Linked DNA regions of Homo sapiens: region 2 is linked to region 1. The links are chromatin loops, found by intact Hi-C in ENCODE. Cell type or tissue: HepG2. All regions are shown on one strand. Links, peaks and the distances in the headings refer to the core of each region. The heading gives the core; the rest is flanking DNA.

Evidence for each region. Hi-C counts contacts between places; a loop is a spot of excess contacts. Peaks named below come from ENCODE experiments on the same cell type or tissue, not always from the same donor. Only the 100,000 strongest peaks of a DNase experiment are listed, where the experiment ranks them.
Region 2: it touches region 1 in a loop (6-fold over the local background); 2 of 110 quality-filtered maps call a loop at or near these places.

Annotation. Positions count from the first base shown.
Region 1 is chr1:172,739,087-172,749,581 of GRCh38, forward strand. It overlaps the pseudogene SLC25A38P1. Among named protein-coding and RNA genes, the nearest start is that of FASLG, 85 kb to the left of the region's middle. In HepG2, for the core only: CTCF peaks have their summits at 3,707 (motif pointing right) and 6,070 (motif pointing right); DNase peaks (open chromatin) are centred at 6,065 and 7,435.
Region 2 is chr1:173,502,243-173,512,737 of GRCh38, forward strand. It overlaps SLC9C2 (solute carrier family 9 member C2 (putative)), which reads right to left. Exons shown (of 28, transcript NM_178527.4): 24 at 7,326-7,457; 25 at 4,614-4,799; 26 at 3,005-3,089; 27 at 1,024-1,084. Among named protein-coding and RNA genes, the nearest start is that of PRDX6, 30 kb to the left of the region's middle. RefSeq lists an enhancer at 2,568-3,767. In HepG2, for the core only: a CTCF peak has its summit at 4,425; a DNase peak (open chromatin) is centred at 4,409.

The DNA of each region.
Region 1 (10,495 bases), core at 3,205-8,204:
TGATTCCTGATTTAATCTTATTACTCATTATTGGTATGTTCAGATTTTCTATTTCTTTTTGTTTCAGACTTGATAAGTTTTATGTATATATATATATATATATATATATATATATATATATATATATATATACACATACATATTTAGGATTTATCCATTTCTTATAGACTGTTCAGTTTTTTGGTGTATAATTGTTTCTTGTAGTCTCTTACAATCCTTTGTATTTCTGTGGTATTTGTCATAACGTCTCTTCTTTCATTACTGATTTTATTTGAGTTTTCTTTCTTTTTTTCTTAGTGTAGCTGAATTTTAAAAATCTTCTCAAAAAAACCTTTTGGTTTCATTGATCTTTTATATTGCTTTCTAGTCTCTGTTTCACTTATTTCTGCTTGGATCTTTCTTCTATCAACTTTGGGCTTAGTTTGTTCTTCTCTTTCTAGTTCCTTGAAGTGTAACATTAAGTTGTTTACTTGAGTTCTTTCTTTTTAATGTAGGCATTAACTACCGTGAACTTCCCTCTTATAACTGCTTTTGCTACATCCCTTAAGTTTTAGTATGTTTGTTTCCATTTTTGTTTGTCTCAAGATATTTTAAAATTTCCCCTTTGATTTCTTTTCTTTACCCATTAACTGTTCAGGAACACATTATTTAACTTCCACATATTTTTGAATTTTCCTGTTATTAATTTCTATTTTCATACCATTGTGATCAGAGAAGATACTTGGTATGATTACAATTTTCTAACATATTTAAATACTTCTTTTGTGGCCTAACATATGATCTATCCCAGAGAATGTTTCATGTGCACTCAAGACAAATGTGTACATGCTTCTGTTGGAGAGAGTGTTTTGTATACATCTGTTAGGTCCATTTGGTCTAAAGTGTAGTTTAAGTCCAATATTTCCTCATTGATTGTATGAATGATCTATTAATTGTTGAAAGTGAGGTATTGAAGTCCTCCACTATTATTGTTTTACTGTCTATTCCTCCCTTCAGATCTATTAGTATGTGTTTTATGTATTTAGGCACTCTGATGTCGCCTGCATATATATTTATAATTGTTATATCTTCTTAATATATTGATTCCTTTGTCATTAAAAATTGCCTTCTTTGTTTCTTTTTACAGTTTTGACTTAAAGTCTATTTTGACGTAAGTATAGCTACATTTGCTATCTTTTCCTTTCCATTTTCATGGAATGTCTTTTTCTATCCCTTCACTTTCAGTCTATACATGTCCTAGAAGCTGAAGTAAGTATCTTATAAAGAGCATATAGTTAGGGTTTAAAAAAATCCATTCAGGGCTAGGTGTGGTGGCTCATCCCTGTAATCTCAGCACTTTGAGAAGCTGAGACAGGCAGATCACTTGAGGTCAGGAGTTTGAGACCAGCCTGGCCAACATGGGGAAATGTGTCTCTACTAAAAATACAAAATATTAGCCAGGTGTGGTAGTGTGCACCTGTAGTCCCAGCTACTTGGGAGGCTGAGGCAGGAGAATCACTTGAACCTGGGAGGGAGAGGTTGCAGTGAGCTGAGACTGTGCCACTGCCCTCCTGCCTGGGTGACAGAGCGAGACTCCATTTCAAAAACAAACAAACAGACAAACAAAACCACCCCATTCAACCACTCTATTTATTTTGCTTAGAGAATTTAATCTATTTACTTTCAAGGTAATTATCAGTAGGTAAGAACTTCCTATTGCCATTTTGTTAGATTTCTCTTTCTTTCTTTCTTTCTTTTTTTTTTTGCTTATTTTGAGTCTTCTTTTGTGATTTGATGATTTGTTGTAGTGGTATGCTTTGATTTTTTTCTTTGTCTGTTATATATCTACTATAGGTTTTTGTTTTGTGGTCACCAAGATGTGTATATATAACGTCTTATAGGTATAACAGTACGTTTTAAGCTGATAACCCCTTAAATTCCATTACATAGAAAAACTACATATTTCCTGCTCCCTACACATTATGTTTTTCATTTCATAATTTACATATTTTAAGCCATTATTTCTTCAAATTTTTTTTCTGTGCCAATCTCTCTCTCATCTTTTTCTGGGATTTCAATGATATGAATATTAGACTTTTGAATATTTTCCTCTAGGTCTCTGGAGCTCTGTTTTTTAAAATAATTTCCCTCTGAATTCTTCAGATTGAATAATTTTTATTGATCTATACTTGCTTGCTGACTCCTCTATTATCTCCCTTGAGTCCATCCAGTAAATTTTATATTTCAGATATTATATTTTTTAGTTCTAAAATCACCATTTGATTCTGTATTTGTAGCTCCTGCTTCTCTGCTGAGCACTTCTATTTTTTTATCCATTTCAAAAGTGGTTCCTTCTAGAAGCACAATTATAGTAACTGCTCTAAATTCTGTCTGATTCCCATATCTGGGTCATCGCAGGATTGACATCTGTTGATTTTGTTTTCCCTTACGAGTGGTTAGATGTTTTTGGTGCTATATGTCAAGTTATTTTGGATTTTATTGACAATTTGAGTACTATATGGGGAGACTCTATGTCCTAATAAAGTCCTTTGGGGAAGGTTATTTTTTGGTTGTTGTTATTTTGCTTTTGTAGATACTCAATTTTGTTAGGTTCAGACTGCAAGTTTTAGCTCACCTTTCTGGATGGTGATTCCAATGTTAGTTACATTTTCAAGGCCTTTGCTGTGCTGCTCTGGGTCTGTCTGTGCATGTGCTACTCAGAGATAACTCCAGTGTGTCTTTAGCTACAGAATTAGAAGATTTCCTTCTCTAGCTCTTTCCCCTCAAGTATTTCTTTCCCCCAAATTCTCTGACTTCCAAGGGCTTGTTTTCCTAGTTATGTGGTCACTAGAAAGATAAGATTTAACTTGAAGCTATAGTGACCATAATACCCATAATTCTCCATGATCGGGGCTGCCTTTAGAGCAAAATGGCAGAGAAAAGAGAGAGGAAGATAAAACATAAAAGTGATTCATCTACCCTTTTTGTACTACAGGATTTCCTTTTGGTTCCTTTCTAGTTCCTCTGGCCCAAAATTTGGGTTTTCCCTCAAGGTGTTAGGTACTGGAGACATTGTTGCCACCACATTGTAGGTTCATGGGTGGGCTGCCCTTGGTGTAGAACTGGGAAAAAATAGAAAAACTGATGGGAATTTTCTACTCTTCCCATTTTTCCCAGTCCTCTTTTTATGGGGACCTATTTTCTGGGCCCTCTGATCAGAAATACTCTTAGAGCTTTTGCTGCTCGCTTCCATGATGGAACCACTCTTGAGTCAAAGTGGGAAAACAAAAGAACAAAAATACCAAGGAAATTCACCTGTGAATGGATTTTTCTTCAAGCTTAGCTTCTCCTTCCTAATTTGCTTGCATTCTTAATTTTTTTAGAGCTCTCAAGTAGTTGCAGTTTATGTTTTGTCCACTATTTTCAGTTGTAATCCATGAGAGACAGTGGCTGTAGTGGACTTGTTCCCTCTTGGCTAGCAATAGGAGTTCTCTGTATCTATGCACGTTTGTATTGATTCTTCATAGCTCACAGTGTCTGTCACCTAGGTGATGAGCAAAACGTATGTATTGAGTGAAAGGATGAATGAATAGACAAAGGAATGAAAAAATAAGAATATGAAAAAAATAAAGGAAGGAAGAAAGAAGATGAATAGATGGATGGGCAAGGAACATGTGATTCCTACAGGTGTGTCAGTGTTTAGGCATGATTCTATTTTATGGTCGCTAGATGGCAGTAGAAGACAACGCCCACTCAGCGATTTTTTTAAAAAAATGTATTCAACATTTATTGACAGTCTACTATAGGCAAGGCACTTTATTAGGAACTGAGAGGGGTGAAAGTGGGGAGGAGGATAGGGTCCAAAGAAAAATAAGAGTCAGCTTCTGGCCTTTAACAATTCACAAGTTGACAAGTACAGAAAGATTAACCAAATTATGGACATCCTTAAATGGGGTGAGGGGCCATAGCCTCTACATTCATGTGGTCATGGCCCTGTCTGAAGGCTGAGAATTAGGTGGGTGGGCAGATTTTAGGGGCAGTACACTGTTCTTTGCTGGTGGGGTGGCCAGCCACCGCTGGATCAAAAGCCAAAGACTCAATTGCTTCTAGGTTCCCAGACGGAAGCTGAGTGACTACTGCAGCCTGCCTGCAGTAGTCACTTGATCCTCTGAAGGGCCTGGATGGACTCAGCTTGTTCTCACGTGGGGATGTGGGCCTGGCATTACCAGATCTTCCATTTCTCATGACAAGTCAAAAATACAAACTGATATGAAATTTCCTGATTTGTAAATGCTGGCACTAATTCACAGTTTACAAAGCACTGAGTGAGTCAATCAAAACACATCTATGGGAATGGAGTTGGCTCTTGAACCATCATCACTTCGTGATCTCTATTCCAGAGAGTCATCTGTGAGTTCCTTTCATGGTCTCTGCCATGGATGCCACTCAGACCAAAGTGTCCTTTGAAGGAGTTCCTCCTTTTTTCCCCCTCTCCTTGTTCCCCATTCCTTATGTTCAGAGATTCCCTAAGAGAGCAACACTTACCAGCTTTTCTCCATGCCAGTGAGCCCTACCTGATCTCTCCTCTAGGAAGGAGCCACCAGGCTGGCCAGTCAGGGCAGGTGGCTGGGTTGCAAGCACTCCATTTCTGGTGTCCTTCTTACATCTCAAATACATCAGTTTGAGCTTTTTCATGACCCTAAAGGTTCATTCGTGTGCAGAAAAGATTCAGAAATTATTTTGATTTTAAAAATTAATTTTCTTTTTAAATCTATTTAAAAGTTCCTTCAAACATTTAGGTTACATTTAAAATATTATTATTCTATTTACATGTCTACATACATACTTTATTAATTGCTTCATATTTTTTAATAGTTAGATCTGAAGGAGAATTTAGATTTTCAGTTTCTCTTGCTGATTCCTTATTACAACTATCCAGGACAAAGGAAAAGGATGATTAGTATTCCATGTTCCCTGAGGCCATGGAAGCTGGGAATCTGGTCCAAGGGCACTAGGGTGCCTGAGAAATGCAGTACCAAGAGGTACAGAATGTCGACTCAGGAAGGAGGTAGGGAGTTTCTTTCCCTCTTTCTCTCCTCCAGTGATCAGTACTCCAGGTGGCATAGCAAGAGTCAGAAAAGTACAGCAGTTGCAAGGGCGTTTCTCTCTGAGGTTCAGCCTCAACTCTTCCTCTAACCAGGGACGTCACTTTGGACACATTGCTTAGCCTCTCCATGCCTTCATTTTCTTTCTGTGAAGTGGGAGTGTTAACATATTCTGGAAGGTGTTGGGAAAGGGAAGATGTTGATCAAAGGGTATAAAGTTTAAGTTAGATTAGAGAAATATATTTTAGTGTTCTATTACACTGCATGGTGACCGTGGCTAATAATATGTTATTATATATTTCAAAATTACTAAAAGAATAGATTTTTAATGTTCTCATTACAAAAAATGATAAGTTGGTGAAGCGATCGATATTTTAATTAGCTTGACTGAGTCTTTCTACAATGTATACATAGATGAAAACATCATATTGTACCCCATAGATTTATACAATTATATATATTATCTCACAGAGCTATTCTGAAGATTAAGTAAAATGTCTGGCCTAATATAAACAGGAGGTAAACAGATAGGTATTTATTTCTTGTTTCTTTGATATAAATGTTGACATCGGATTTATTTGTTAGGACGAACTATAGACAAGATGGTGAGAACCAGCAAGATGTCCTCAGGAATTCCTGCTTCACTTATCCCACAGAGCTGACTGTGGCCCCTTCAGAAGTCCAGATACTTTTTATTCTCATTTCCTTTCCAGTCTCAATGTGAACTCTTAGCAAAAAACTGGATCCTTCTCAATCAGCTATTTCCTTCAGAGAGGCGGAAGAAGGAGAGATGGGTGAGGGGTCATCCCAGAAATCCTAGTGGACAGGCCTCTTCTGGGAGCATCAGATGCCTACAAGGTGTTTATGGACTGACATCTGTGAGTGTGTCTGTTTTCTTAGTGTTGGTGTCAGGGTGTGTAGAAGTTGAAAGTGAATGGCAACTCTAGTGTCTTGTTGTGTTACGAACTTTCACCAGGTGGCAGAAGAGTACTGTGAAGAGAAGTCACAAGGATTCACAATCACTCTCCAAAGTAGTGGGAAGTCAAGCAAGAAAGGGTGGCTTGTTCAGAACAGTTGCGATCATTCTGAAAGCAACTCATAAGGGTTGGCAAGTTAAGCTCCAATATGAATTCATTTAGAAACCAGAAAAACAAGAAGAGACTAGCTTGCCAGATGAGAGGAGATTCTGTATGAAAGGAGAGACTTCTAGAAGTGTGGTTGGCAAACCATCCCAAAAGCCTGCACAGTAGGGTAACATGAATGGACCTCATTTAGTTGATTACCTGGAAGTTCAACTGTGGGTATGAAATGTAGGATCAGCTAATATGGTGGCAGAGGAGCTGGTTGCCTATATGGTTTAATTGGAGAATTCCTGAATCTATTTTCTTCCACCCAGTTTCTCTATTATGGTTTATCTGGGGTCAGCCTTTTCTCTAAAAGGTCACTATTATAATGCAAGTACGGAACACCCCCCCTCCCCAGCCCCTTAACTCTTGTTAACTGATATTAATTCTTCTGATTAGTTTATGTCACTTGGAAGAGTGGATTGTCCCAAGGAAAGAATGGAGAACAGGCTAGACCTTGGTGTTGCTAAAGCTAGTGCTGCACTCATGGCTAGGCCAGTGTTCTCCTGTTGAGTAGAAACAATTTCATAGAATGCCAACATCAGAAAAGGCACTCTGTGATCACAATAGAGAAAGAAATAAAATCCACTCTATAATCCTGTCTGAGCACAGATGAAACCAAGAGCGTTGTCTAAAAGTGACCACAAAAATGACCAGTGTGCCCCTATCCTTATTGATATAAGAGATTGCTGCTGCTTTACCAAGGAATGCTTTAGTCAGTCTCGTTTTATTCTTCACACCTTCTAGGTAAGAATTATTAAGATACCCAGTCATGGGATCCTAACAATATCTAACTCAGAGAAAAGATCCACTTCTTTAAACCCTGTCCAAAATCACTTAACACGAGGTTTGGCAAGAGAGCACCTGACGTTCAGAGAGAGATGAAAACTAGGGAAAGAATGTACCAAAGGAAAGGAAAGAGATGATGAAGCCAAAACCTCAGGGCTTTACAGTGGGGCCTTGAGTGGGCTCTTGTTTCAATGTATTCAGTAACCAGAAGCCAGGGACCCTGCTTGCACTGCCTGCCACTGACATTTCTCCTCTGATCTAAGTCTCTGCTTAACAAAGAAGCCTGTGGCTACTCTTAAAGTCTCCCCATCTGGAATGGGGGTGAGTTTGTTCAGCTCACTCCTTCTTCTCCTTCCTGAGCAGCTGACTTATTCTGATGTGGTTTTGCGGTTATACAGTAAGCAGCACTGCTTATGTGGACATGGTGTACTTTCAGTTTCTGAAAGTGAGTCATGTTGACTTTCCTCTGAGGAGTAAGAGTGACCCTTGCTTAAAAGGACAACATGACTAGAAGGAAGAAACACCAGAGGCCACCAGGACCAGAATGTTTACCAATGTAGGCAGTCACTAGTTTTTAGGAGTAGTTTGTGTCATCTTTTTAAACAAGGTAAACTAGGAAGAAACATTTGGTTTTGAATCTTTGAGTGTTTGCCAATGTTTGAAGTACTTATCTATTTTTACTCATCATTTAAAGTGATGTTTGTGGCTAAGAGCTCAAGATCTACAAACATACTTAAATAAGTTTACATTTGGTCAGCTGGAACCTGATGGGGACATTTCCAAGAGGATCACTTGCTAGTATTACATCTTTAATTTTCATGTATGTTAATGGCTTGTGATATTGGACTATTCATCCAGGCCCTAAGAAATCTCAGCAGGTCTATTGAGAATCAAAATTAAGGCTGTACATAGCCACTATACAGAATAAGGAGTTTCTTGTAATCTAACTCTCCTTCGTGGTCTTATTTGGTTAATTTTTTCATGATAACATGTAGAGCCAATATGGGCTCTTGTCACCACTTCTGCATCCTTGCAAGCATTGTTAATTGTCTTATGTTTTTCTTGCTTAGCCAGGATGTAGCCTCAAGATACTTCCCGTCACCATGCTCCTGACAGCCACTGCTGTCAGATCACAGTAGATAAGTGAGATCAAGCCCACTTGCATGTCTGCCCTAGAATCTCCATTTAACTTTGCTCTTGGGTATCCAAATCATAGGAGTGCCGCTGTCCTCCAATCAAGGAGACTGTCTTTCTTTCCTCAATAATTAAATCCCTCTGGGTCCAAGAAAGCGCGAATAGAATTATTGTCAAATTCTATATCACTGAGCCATCATCACTACCTATTGCCTTGGTAAGTCATTTGGGCAATTGGAGAGAATAAGAAAAGCCCAGTAGTGAAGCAGCATGTATTAAATAATTAGTGAGATATTCAAGACAGTTTATATTTCACAAGTATATAAAAATTGCTATTACTTCACGGGACTGAATTTCCTTTTCTATTTTCTCTTTCTTTCTTTCTTTCTTTCTTTCTTTCTTTCTTTCTTTCTTTCTTTCTTTCTTTCCTTCCTTCCTTCCTTCCTTCCTTCCTTCTTTTTTTTGAGATGGCGTCTTGCTCTGTTGCCCAGGCTAGAGTGATCACAGCTCACTGCAACCTCTGCCTCCCAGGCTCAAGCGATCTTCACACCTCAGCCTCCTGAGTAGTTGGAACTACAAGTATGCACCACCAAGCCCGGCTAATTTTTGTATTTTTTGTAGAGACGGAGTTTCATCATGTTGCCCAGGCTGGTCTGTGAACTCCTGGACTCAAGCCATCTGCCTGCCTTGGCCTCCCAAAGGGCTGGGATTACAGGGGGCTGAATTTTCAAGGCAAGGCAAGTCCCCCTTTTAACTTTTGTTAGGTACTAGGCCTGTCATTTGGTAGTTGCTATAAAGTAGGTGGCAGCATCTATTAGGATGGAATAGATTCAGTAGGGAGACTTACTAAACTGCTAATATTTATGAAATTTAGTATGTGATAGCTATTTGTACTTCTTAATAAAATATATTTATTAAAATCATAACATACAAGTACTGATTAAATATTGTTCTAGCTGAGAGTCTTGGTTGCAATTAATAGGTATAAGCTCTAGATTATATAAGCAGGAAAAGGACTTATTGAAAGGTTCTAGACACAGAACCTCATCTCCTCCGGTGCTGAAGCCCGCGGCGGGGCAGGATGGGCAGGAGAGCAGAGCCGCGGAGTCTGCCGCGCGGGTGAAGAGCGGCGCGTAATTCCTGTGGCGGAATTGTTCTGCGCCTGCAGCCCCTGTGTTAGCAGGATCTGAACCCGGGCGGCTGCATGCTTACAGGCGCAGAGGTCAGAGAGCCCTTGGCTTAAAGTAAGCCATCCCCTCACCTTCTTCGAGGCCTCCAGGGCTGGGCCCAAGCACCCGTCGACGGCACCCTGGGCCCAGAGCACTCGCGGGCCTCATCTCCAATGATTCAGAACTCACATTCGTCACTGCTGCAACCCCAAGATGTCAGAGACACAGTGGAAACGCTTATGGTATGAAGAAAACATGAGGCACCACCAGTTACATCTGGTGATCAAGGCTTTCCTGTGTGGCTCCATCAGTGGAACCTGCTCTACCCTCCTTTTCCAACCTCTGGATCTCCTTAAAACACGCCTGCAAACCCTCCAGCCCTCAGATCATGGGTCTAGACGTGTTGGGATGTTGGCTGTACTCTTGAAGGTGGTTCACACGGAGAGTCTTTTAGGCCTTTGGAAAGGGATGTCCCCTTCCGTTGTGAGATGTGTCCCTGGCGTTGGAATCTACTTTGGCACTCTCTAGTCTTTGAAGCGGTATTTCTTGCGAGGCCATCCCCCAACCGCCCTGGAGTCAATCATGCTGGGGGTGGGCTCTCTCTCTGTTGCAGGGGTCTGTATGTTACCCATCACTGTAATCAAGATGTGCTATGAGAGTGGGAAATATGGCTATGAGAGTATCTACGCTGCCGTGAGGAGCATCTATCGCAGTGAGGGGCACCGGGGCCTCTTCAGTGGCCTGACAGCAACTCTCCTTCGAGATATGCCCTTTTCAGGAAACTACCTGATGTTTTACAACCAGACCAAAAACATAGTGCCCCATGACCAGGTGGATGCAACCTTTATTCCTATTACAAATTTCAGCTGTGGGATATTTGCTGGTATTCTCGCCTCACTGGTAACTCAACCTGCGGATGTTATCAAAACTCATATGCAGCTTTACCCACTGAAGTTTCAATGGATTGGCCAAGCAGTGACACTTACTTTCAAAGACTATGGACTACGTGGCTTCTTCCAAGGTGGCATCCCCCGAGCCCTCTGCAGAACTCTAATGGCAGCAATGGCGTAGATGGTGTATGAAGAGATGATGGCCAAGATGGGCCTGAAGTCCTGACCAAGAGAGGACTGGGAAAGGGTGAAATCTATTGCCCTGCTTGGTTTCTGCCAAGGGCTGCTGCTGCTTACTATTCTGC
Region 2 (10,495 bases), core at 1,830-6,829, 760 kb after region 1:
AGCCCATGTGACAGAGTGAGATTCCATCTCAAAAAAAAAAAAAAAAAAAAAAAAAGCTGTTTATTTGGGATGACTTGGCACCTGGCTGGGAAAAGGCTAAAGGTCCTTGAAGCCTGTGCTTAGCACCATCACTGCTACCTGGCCCACTTCTGCATTTGTCTAGCACCCTATTAACCTGTCAGAGCCATCTGCTCCTCCAGTCCACCCAGCAGTCTGCTCTGGCCCAAACAGGAGCCCTAATAGAGACCTCTACAGTCATGAGCCCTGCAGGCTGCCCCACCACCACCAAAATTGTCTCTATTCTGTCCTGGTCCAATAAGACAGGCCCATATTCCTTTTCAACTCTAGGCGTGACTTCCAGCCTTCTCAAACTTCTCTAAATTTGTCCTGGTTACTGAGGAAAGAAGGAAAAGATGTAGGGGCAAACATCTACATGACTCTCCACAACAAAATGTCTTGAAGTCTCTTGTTTTATCTTAAAAATTCATGCAAATTTGTCATCCTACTCGATAATATGTTTTTTAATATAAAATGTTTCAAATAACCTACCAGTTAAATGAGTTAACCTTTTTCTTTAAAGGATCCTCAAGTAAAACTGGTACTCTAGGAAGATGCGTGTGATCAGCCTGTGACTCCACAAACTGCAAGCATAGCAATCTGTACATCCAGGAATCCACACTCCAGAGGCAGAGCATGGATATTTAGACCCTAGTGTCTACACGTGTGCATGATGTATGTCCCTCCTCACCCCAAATTCCATAGATCCCTACTCTTTGACCTAAATATCAGTGAGGGGGGTAAAAATGGGGTGGGGCAAAATTACATCTTTCAAAAATACTCTGTAATTTTAATTTTTAAGTAATTTAAATGGGGTTTATTCTAATTTGTCCAAATTAATGAGTTGTAGCTAGGAGTGTCTTTTCTCACCACCTACAATTTGCTATTTTGCCTCAATTTATTTTAGCTGTATAGTTCAATATTTGCAATAAGAAAAAATTCTAATCAAAGTGTCAAGTTTATTACCTCATCTTTTGTCTTCCATTTATATTCTTTCCTGGTTGTTCAAAGACCGTGTTGACTGAGGCTAACCAAATCCAAGCATTGAACAGAAAAAGTAAATTAGGAATTTAAGAGTAAAGGCAACCAGAAAATATTTTGAAATATCTATTTGCTTTCTCCCTATAAGTTTCCCTTTTCCCTTCCCCCTCTCAAATGTCCCTGTTTTTCTTCCCTCAGAGGTTCGTAGTAGGCTCCCTAAAGTCCAATACAAGGGCTGACAAACTCATATGAGAATAGGCAGATCACGTAAACAGTTGAAGTGGGCGGGGTAAAGGCGAGAGTGAGCAGTGTGGACTGTGGCAAGCTGCAGAGCATCTGCTCCCTCTATAGAAGCCAAATGATACTCAGCCCTATCTATTGCCACATACAGGAATGAGGGCTGAGTGCTGGCAGACCTTATTTTTTCATGAAAACTTCAAAATCTGCATTTTTAAAATGCAAAACATTTGTTTCTACTTGGCAACTAATTTTAAAATTTTAAAAGAAAACAAGTGACTCTTAAACAAATTAAGAGTCAAAGATCCAGTCCACGTGCCTACCATTTGTGACTTTTGTCTGAAACCCATGAGGAATACAAAGTGATGTGTTTCCCTCTATCTAAAAATGATTACAGAGAAACTCATCAAGAAAAGGGGCCTGTGGGCACAAGAACACTAGGGACCTGTGCCCTGCTCCCTGACAGTGCTTAAGATCTCTGACTCAATAGCCCTTCTTAGGGTGCCCCAAGGGGGCTGACGCTAGACCCTGAGTTCCCAGCCTTGCCATAGACTCCTGTGCCCCAAGAGTGATTTGAAAGCAGCAGAGCGGCAGACCTTCAGAGACTGTGAGCTGGGGAAATGGTCATCTCAGTGCTAGCCAACTTGGAAAGGTGACCCAGGAGCAGAGGGGGCTCCCTAAATCACAGTGCTGCATATGACCCTAGAAGAGGGTGAGCCACAGGAACCTCTGAGGTTCAAATTGCTGCCAAGGGAAAAGCTTAATTACTTATTGAATATCTGTCTCTCCTCCCTATGAAGGCAAACACCTTATCTGGCTCACTCACCAATTGGCACTTGGCACAGTACCCAGCACACAGCGGGGCTGCATTTTATAAAAAGCAAGCAATTGAGAAACAGTGAGATATAAGACTGAGAAAACGTCACTCTTCGCACACAATTTGAAATCGTGCAAATCCTCCCCCCAAAGCAACAATCCATTAAGAATTGCATAATAGCTAAACTGATGGATCACATGAATTGTAAACACTGGGATGGTGCAAGTTAGAGTTACAAAGCTAGAGTGTGTCCTCAAGCTGGGGCAGCTGGGAGAATTTTGTCATTGGGCTTGGGAGGGCAGGGATGCTGAGCACAAGATGGAAGATCTTGTGTGTGTTTTTTCTAGAGCAAGCTCTTCCTATCAAGTCTTCTCTGTATAATGCTTAGCACCATGATGCATGCAGTTGGATGCTAATAAATGTAACTATAGCTACTCAGTGACTATCAAGGCATACTCAAGGCAAGTCATTTGACTTGTAGCTGTGACCATGGAATACTCACTGACTATGGGTAAGGTTTCCTATTCCCTTCAGTTGCTGGGAGCAAACCAGTTCCCCATACCTGGGCTCCTGTGAAAGAGTCTGTTCCCTCCCCATTCTTGCACTGCCAGCACCATGTGGCTGCAGCCTACCAGGGCAGCAACAGAGTGCATTGCAGAAGCTGCTCTCCCCTGACTAGTGTATGGAGGGAGGGACATGGCAGAGGAAGGAGCCACCTGGATTTTAGGGTCTGGAAGTCTCTCATATGTGACCTCCCAGGGCAATGTGGCAGCCAGGGTGGGCCCAAGGATGGGGACTAATGATAAACCCACATAGTGCCCTCTCAAATCACTTTCTTAGAGTTAAAGGAATTTTACATGTATTGAAGTTCCTTCTCAATAGTTTTCCTACCACTAAAGGTCTACCCCTTACCCATGACATTGGTGTTACTATTTCTTTGGGTAAGCTCAGATGCTTGGATTATCAGCAGCTTGCTTAAATCAGAAGTTCCCTGAACCTAGAGGAGAAAAGTCAAAATTAGTCAAAAGAGCATTCTTTGATCTCTAACCTGGCTGCTTCCTAATCTTTCCAAAGAGTATAAAAAATAAGCCAAAGCCTAAAGCTGGGTCTTCAATCTTGGCTCTATATTCTAAATTTCAAATCCTCTTTGATGTTGAGAAGTCTTAGACCAACAAATTGTCCTTGCATATTTAGACACCAGAGAGGAAATTTCTACACCTTACTCATAACTAGGCTGGAAATTCCCAGTTTGGAAAGCAGGGAATCCCCAGCATCCAGTAAGCTACTTTTACTCCTACACTGATGCTCAAGGGCTCAAGGCTCAGCATTCCCAGGATGGCAAGACTGTCTTCCTTTCTTAGACCATTTGTCCCATGTGCCATAAAATCTGCCTCCCAGAATGCCAGCATCAAACAAGTAATCATTATAACTATCATTTTTAGATTACCACATATTATCTCATTTAATCCTCCCAATAACCCGATAAGATGGCTGCTGACCTTATCCCTATCTTACCATGAAGGAAATTGAGGGTCAGAAAGGTTAAGCAACTTACCTAAGCTCAAGTACAAGTAGGCACAGGGATCAAGTTTTAAGCCTAAGTGTGCCTGACTCCAAACCCTGGTCTCTTAAGAAACTAAGCTGCAGTATTACTCCTGTTGCTTCCTTGCTTCTTGCCTCCATCCTTTGTTTCAAAGCTAAACAAGATTTTAATTTTCTATTAAAAACATGTAAATTACCTTCATCATCTGAATTGATGAAAGGTACAAAATAAGAATGTTTTGAAAGAAGAAAATTCATTTTTTAGGTTTACCAACTTTTCCAGGACAAATTTTCATAATGACTTTTCACAGCCTGAACTGGGAGAAAAGGTCTCTCCCATAAGGTAGAAACTTACTGCCAGATTTAAAGAGATGTCAGTCAGCTCTTCCCATGGCCTCTGGGTCCTCCCCATTCCTTTGCCCAGTGGCAGGCAGCTTGGGCCATTAGGGACTTTGCTTCTATCCTTCCCATGCCCTCTTATGTCCTAGGTGGTCACACTTCCTTTGTCTTTACAGAGGTATGGAATGCTGAGGCCCAGGGCCCAGGATCTACTATCAAGTGCCCATAGCCCCTAATGTGTCAACAAAGTGATGTGGCCCCTACTCTACTCCTTTTTTGTCAACCAGTGCAGATACTTCCAGAGCTATGCTAGAACACGGCATCGTTGCCTTGGCGTAAACTAGGGAAAACTTACAGCATCTCATCCTTCCTTTGGCACAGCCCCACGCCAGGGCAAAGGGCGTGGCAAGCAAACAGCAGGCAGATTTCAGCTCCCTGTCCCTTGGGCACACCCTTGTGTAGGGCACCTGTATTACAGTACACAGAAGCCCTAGGTACATTTTTACTGTTTGTAAAAGGCAAGTAAGAACTACAGGGTCATTCCAGGTTAAATTTCTTTTTAAGGTGATCAGTTGAGTTTTAAAGTCACTTTTGGAGCACCGTGAAGAGCAAGAGACTCTTTAGAAATGATATTTCTTACCTGCTCACAGGTTGTAGGTATAATGCAAGGTGCAAAATATGGTTCCTCTGTCTTAGTATCAATTACACTGCCATACACAATGATAACAAATTTCATGGTCATATTATCAATAATCATGTCACTATAGCTTGATAAAGTTTCCACATATGCTTGATTGAACATCACACAGTTCTGAAACCTTAAGTCCTATAATAAAATTGCATTTTAGAAAATAAGTCATACAAACTGACAGATGGTATCAAGAAGAAAACAGATTTACTGATCTATCTGAATTATTTGAGGGTGTCAGAAGGTACACAGCCCCTGGCACCAACAGACAGGATTTATTTAGCATTCAGAATGGCCTCTGACAAATTTCTAAATTCCAAATGTTTATGCTGTTAATGGGCCCTGGATACTGTTGCCCAGCCCTAAATTGTGAGCTCTCAGCCACAGCAGGGTAGTTGGCTATGACTCAGGAGATTTCTATTTGCACAAGACTCAGAGTCTTAAAAGATTCAGAGTTTCACTTACAAGTAAGCTTATGTTCCACTTGACAGGTGAATAGGAATAACACAAAGCCAAAACAAAGCAAGCTAGAGTCTGAGCTATACTTCAAGGCTCAGAGTCATAGACTTTAGAACTGGGAGGGAGTTATTATGGGTTGAATTGTGCACACACACACACACACACACACCACCTCCCACCCAATTCTTATGCTGAAGTCCTAACTCCCAGTATCCTGGAATGTGACCTTATTGAAATGGGTCATTGCAGATGCAATTAGTTAAGATGAAGTCATACTGGAATAGGTTGGGCCTCTAATTTGAACAACTAGTGTCCTTATAAAAAGGGGAAACTTGGACGCAGACTTGCACACAGGGAGAACGCCACGTGAATATAAAGGCAGCCATTTATAAGCCAAGGAGGGAGGCCTGGCCCAGATTCTCCCTCACAGCCCCTCAGTAGGAGCCAATCCTCCCAACACCTTGATTTCTAATTTCTAGCCTCCAGAACTGTGAAACGATGCATTTCTGGTTTTTTTACGCCACCCAGTTTGTGGTACTTTGTTACAGCCGTGCTTGCAAACTAACCCAGGAATTTAGAGATCAGCCCAACAGTAGGCATCTCCTGCACAGGGCCCTGACAGGGCTGTCAGCTCAGTCTAAACATCTCCACCCCCATTCAGGGCACAGCTACATGAGCCAGTCCCTGAATCTCAGTCACTGACAGGTGAATCATACATTTATTTGCTGAGGGCACCAGCACAACTGGGAACCAAAAACATTTAAAAATTAGCAAATGTATCTAGTATTTCACAACCAGAAAATCTAAAAAAAAATCAGCTGTTTTGGTTTGATTTTAAAATGCATATACATTTTGAGTTCTGTGATTTAGAGGGAAAAAAATCTTAATTGGCTAGTTCTTTAATGGAAAAAAAAAGAAAGAAACTAAGTATTAAATAGAGATTCTCTATTTAATAATAAATACAATTTTTTTAATGTTTTATATCTGTACTTTCTCATTTATATAATGAATATGTGTTGCTTGTGAATTTAAAAAAATTTAAAGGACATTCATCTTATTATTGAGTCAAGTCTGAGTCCATACAGTTTCTACCCATTGGTCCTAATTCTCACCCCTGAAGTTTCATACTAGACTCTAAATTTGTCCCACTTCTCATGAAGATGCAAGGTAAAAGGAAAAGAGAAGAATTCCAATCCCCTTATCCCTCTGCTAAAATTTTTCTGAAAGTTATTATTGCAATAAAGTAAAAGAAACCTGACTGGCTTGTATGACACACTCATTTTTTAACCCAATATTTATTTATACCCAGTCGCTCAGTTCAGTGAATATTACTGAACTTCCAATCTTTCCCAGTTCACTTCCCCAGTTCCTGACTCACTAGCTAGTAAGGGTTCCAATAGTTACTAAATAGGATACAAATGTGAGATTGTAAATTGTGCTTGTCCAGAGAAAACTTGAACCACTACTCTTTGGAGGGGAAGTCCATGAGAGAGGCTCAGTCACCTCCACAAAGATTTTGAAAAGGCAGGAGATTTACAGACTTATATTAACATCGGCAGAGTAGGCAATAATAAATACAGACAGAGCGTTTGTTAACACATTCTGATTAACACTATGCTTGGTTCAGGGGGGGATCTACCTATTTTGAATTTGCTAAATCTACCTTCTTTTTTTTTTTAGAAATGATTGCAAGTAGCTTGGGAAAATTAGCTGTGACAAAAGGATTGACAACCTGTAGGAACTCAGGATAAGAGAGCAGTTAAAATTCTAGCAATCTCATTTTAGAAAAGCAGACACAGGGCCAGGCACAGTGGCTCACGCCTATAATCCCAGCACTTTGGGAGGCCGAGGTGAGTAGATCACTTGAGGTCAGGAGTTCAACACCAGCCTGGCCAACATGGTGAAATCCTGTCTCTACTAATAATAAAAAAAATTAGCCAGAGGTGGGGGCAGGCGCCTATAATCCCAGTTACTTGGGAGGCTGAGGCAGGAGAATTGCTTCAACCTGGGAGACAGAGGTTGTAGTGAGCTGAGACTGCACCATTGCACTCCAGCCTGGGCAACAGAGTGAGCCTCTGTCTCAAAAAAAAAAAAAATCAAACACAAATTTCCTTTCTATTTTTGTCTCAAAAATATGAAATGCATTTTGTAAAAAATACAATGCATAAAAATTCAATTTATTAATATTTTAATCACATAACTTACCTCATCAATAAGACTTGATTCAAAATACTGATAGGCAGTACTGAGAGCAAGCTTTAGCCATATTTTATATTCCAGAGATGGCCAGAAGGCATCAAAGCCTTCATATAAATCCTCCAGGGAGATAAAGCAGGCCTGAAACAAAAAGGAACCAGGCCATAGCAGCTTGATGTGGAACTAAATTACAAGACCATCAAAAAACAAGATGCCTGCAGATTTAACCTTCAGAAAAACTATCAATTCTAGCATAATTATGATACTCTTGTCATTTAGAAGCATTTGTATTGTGAAAATGGTTGTTTGCTAAGTATAAGATGATAAAATGTATGGTGTGATTAAAGCTATAGACTTTAATAAGAGACCAGAAAAATGTATATCAGTCAATAGATATAATGAAGGATATGGCTCATGAGCCCAAAGTCCAGGATTCAGGAACTAAGCCATATGAACTTATCTATTTTTATTGTCATGGTAGATAACATGAGCTCATTCACAGTATTTGTTTCCAGAGGCAAATAGTTTAGCTGAATAAAAAAGATACACTTTCAGATTCAAGTTACACGAACTTCAGTGAATTCAATTCAGCCTTATGACTAAACTCATGCCTTCTCTCCTCTTCCAAAAATGAAATGACATGAAATAGCTAAAACAACATTTCCTTCCACTCCACACACCCCTAAGACTCTGGATCCTGCTCTTTTGCATCATATAGTCTCCAAAGATTGAGAATTCTTTGGCTCATTTCTTTTTTTGTTTAATTATTTCATTGTACTTTAAGTTCCAGGATACAAGTACAGAATGCGTAGGTTTGTTACTTAGGTCTACGTGTGCCATGGTGGTTTGCTGTACCTATCAACATGTCATCTAAGTTTTAAGCCCCCCATGCATTAGCTATTTATTCTAATGCTCTCATTCCTCTCACCCCCTCAATCCCCAAACGGCCCTGGTGTGTGATGTTCCCCTCCCTGTGTCCATGTGTTCTCATTGTTCAACTCCCACTTATGAGTGAGAACATGCAGTGTTTGGTTTTCTGTTCCTGTGTAAGTTTGCTGAGGATGGCGGCTTCCAATTTCATCTATGTCCCTGCAAAGGACATGTTCTCATTCCTTTTTATGGCTGCACAGTATTCCATGGTGTGTATGTACCACATTTTCTTTATCCAGTCTATCATTGATGGGCATTTAAGTTGGTTCCATGTCTTTGCTCTTGTGAATAGTGTGGCAATAAACATACATGTGCATGTGTCTTTATAGTAGAATGATTTATATTCCTTTGGGTATTTACCCAGTAATGGGATTGCTGGGTCAAATGGTATTTCTGGTTCTAGGTCCTTGAGGAATCATCACACTGTCTTCCACAATGGTTGAACTAATTTACATTCCCACCAACAGTGTGAAAGTGTTCTTAGTTCTCCACAGCCTCACAAGCATCTATTGTTTCCTGGATTTTTTTTCCTTTCTTTTCCTTTTTTTTTTTTTTTTTTTTTTTTGAGACAGAGTCTCACTCTCTCACTAAGCTGGAGTGCAGTGGTGCATCTCGGCTCACTGCAACCTCCACCTCCTGGGTTCAAGCAATTCTCCTGCCTCAGCCACCCGAGTAGCTGGGACTATAAGTGCGCCACCATGCCCAGCTAGTTTTTGTATTTTTAGTAGGGATGGGGTTTCCCCATGTTGGCCAGGATGGTCTTAATCTCTTGACCTCATGATCCCCCTGCCTCAGCCTCCCAAAGTGCTGGGATTACAGGCATGAGCCACCGTGCCTGGCCCATTTCCTGACTTTTTAATAATTGCCATTCTGACTGGTGTGAGATGGTATTTCATTGCGGTTTTGATTTGCATTTTTCTAATCAGTGATGTTGAGCTTTTTTTCATATGTTTGTTGGCTACGTAAATTGTCTTCTTTTGAAAGGTGTCTGTTCATATCCTTTGCCCACTTTTTGATGGGGTTTTTCTTGTAAATTTGTTTAAGTTCCTTGTAGATTCCGGATATTAGACCTTTGTCAGATGGGTAGATTGCAATAACTTTCTCCCATTCTGTAGGCTGCCTGTTCACTCTAATGATAGTTTCTTTTGCTGTGCAGAAGCTCTTTAATTAGATCTCATTTGTCAATTTAGGCTTTTGTTGCAATTGCCTTTGGCATTTTTGTCATGAAGTCTTTGCCCATGCCTATGTCCTGGGTGGTATTGCCTAGGTTTTCTTCTAGGGTTTTTATGATTTTGGGTTTTACATGTAAGTCTTTAATCCATCTTGAGTTAATTTACGTATAAGGTGTAAGGAAGGGGTCCAGTTTTGGTTTTCTGCATATGGCTCACCAGTTTTCCCAACACCATTTACTGAATAGGAGATCCTTTCCCCATTGCTTGTTTTTATCAGGTTTGTCGAAGATGAGGTAGTTGTATATGTGTAGGGTTATTTCTGAGGCCTCTGTTCTGTTCCATTGGTCCATATGTCTGTTTTGGTACCAGTACCATGCTATTTTGGTTACTGTAGCCTTGTGGTATAGTTTGAAGTCAGCTAGCGTGATGCCTCCAGCTTTGTTCTTTTTGCTTACGATTGTCTTGTCTATGTGGGCTCTTTTTTGGTTCCATATGAAATTTAAAATAGTTTTTTCTAATTCTGTGAAGAATGTCAATGGTAGTTTGATGGAAATAGCATTGAATCTATAAATAACTTTGGGCAGTATGGTCATTTTCACACTATTGATTCTTCCTATCCATAAGCATGGAATGTTTTTCCATTTGTTTGTGTCCCCTCTTATTTCCTTGAGGAGTGGCTTGTAGTTCTCCTTGAAAAGGTCCTTCACATCCCTTGTTAGCTGTGTTCCTAGGTATTTTATTCTCTTTGTAGCAATTGTGTATTGGAGTTCATTCATGATTTGGCTCTCTGCTTGTCTGTTGTTGGTGCATAGCAATGCTTGTGATTTTTGCATGTTGATTTTGTATCCTGAGACTTTGCTGAACTTGCTTATCAGCTTAAGGAGTTTGTGGACTGAGACAATGGGGTTTTCTAAATATAGAATCATGTCAGCTGCAAACAGAGACAATTTGATTTCCTCTCTTCCCATTTGAATACCTTTATTTCTTTATCTTTCCTGATTGCCCTAGCCAGAACTTCTAATACTATGTTGAATAGAAGTGGTGAGAGAGGGTATCCTCGTCTTGTGCCAGGTTCCA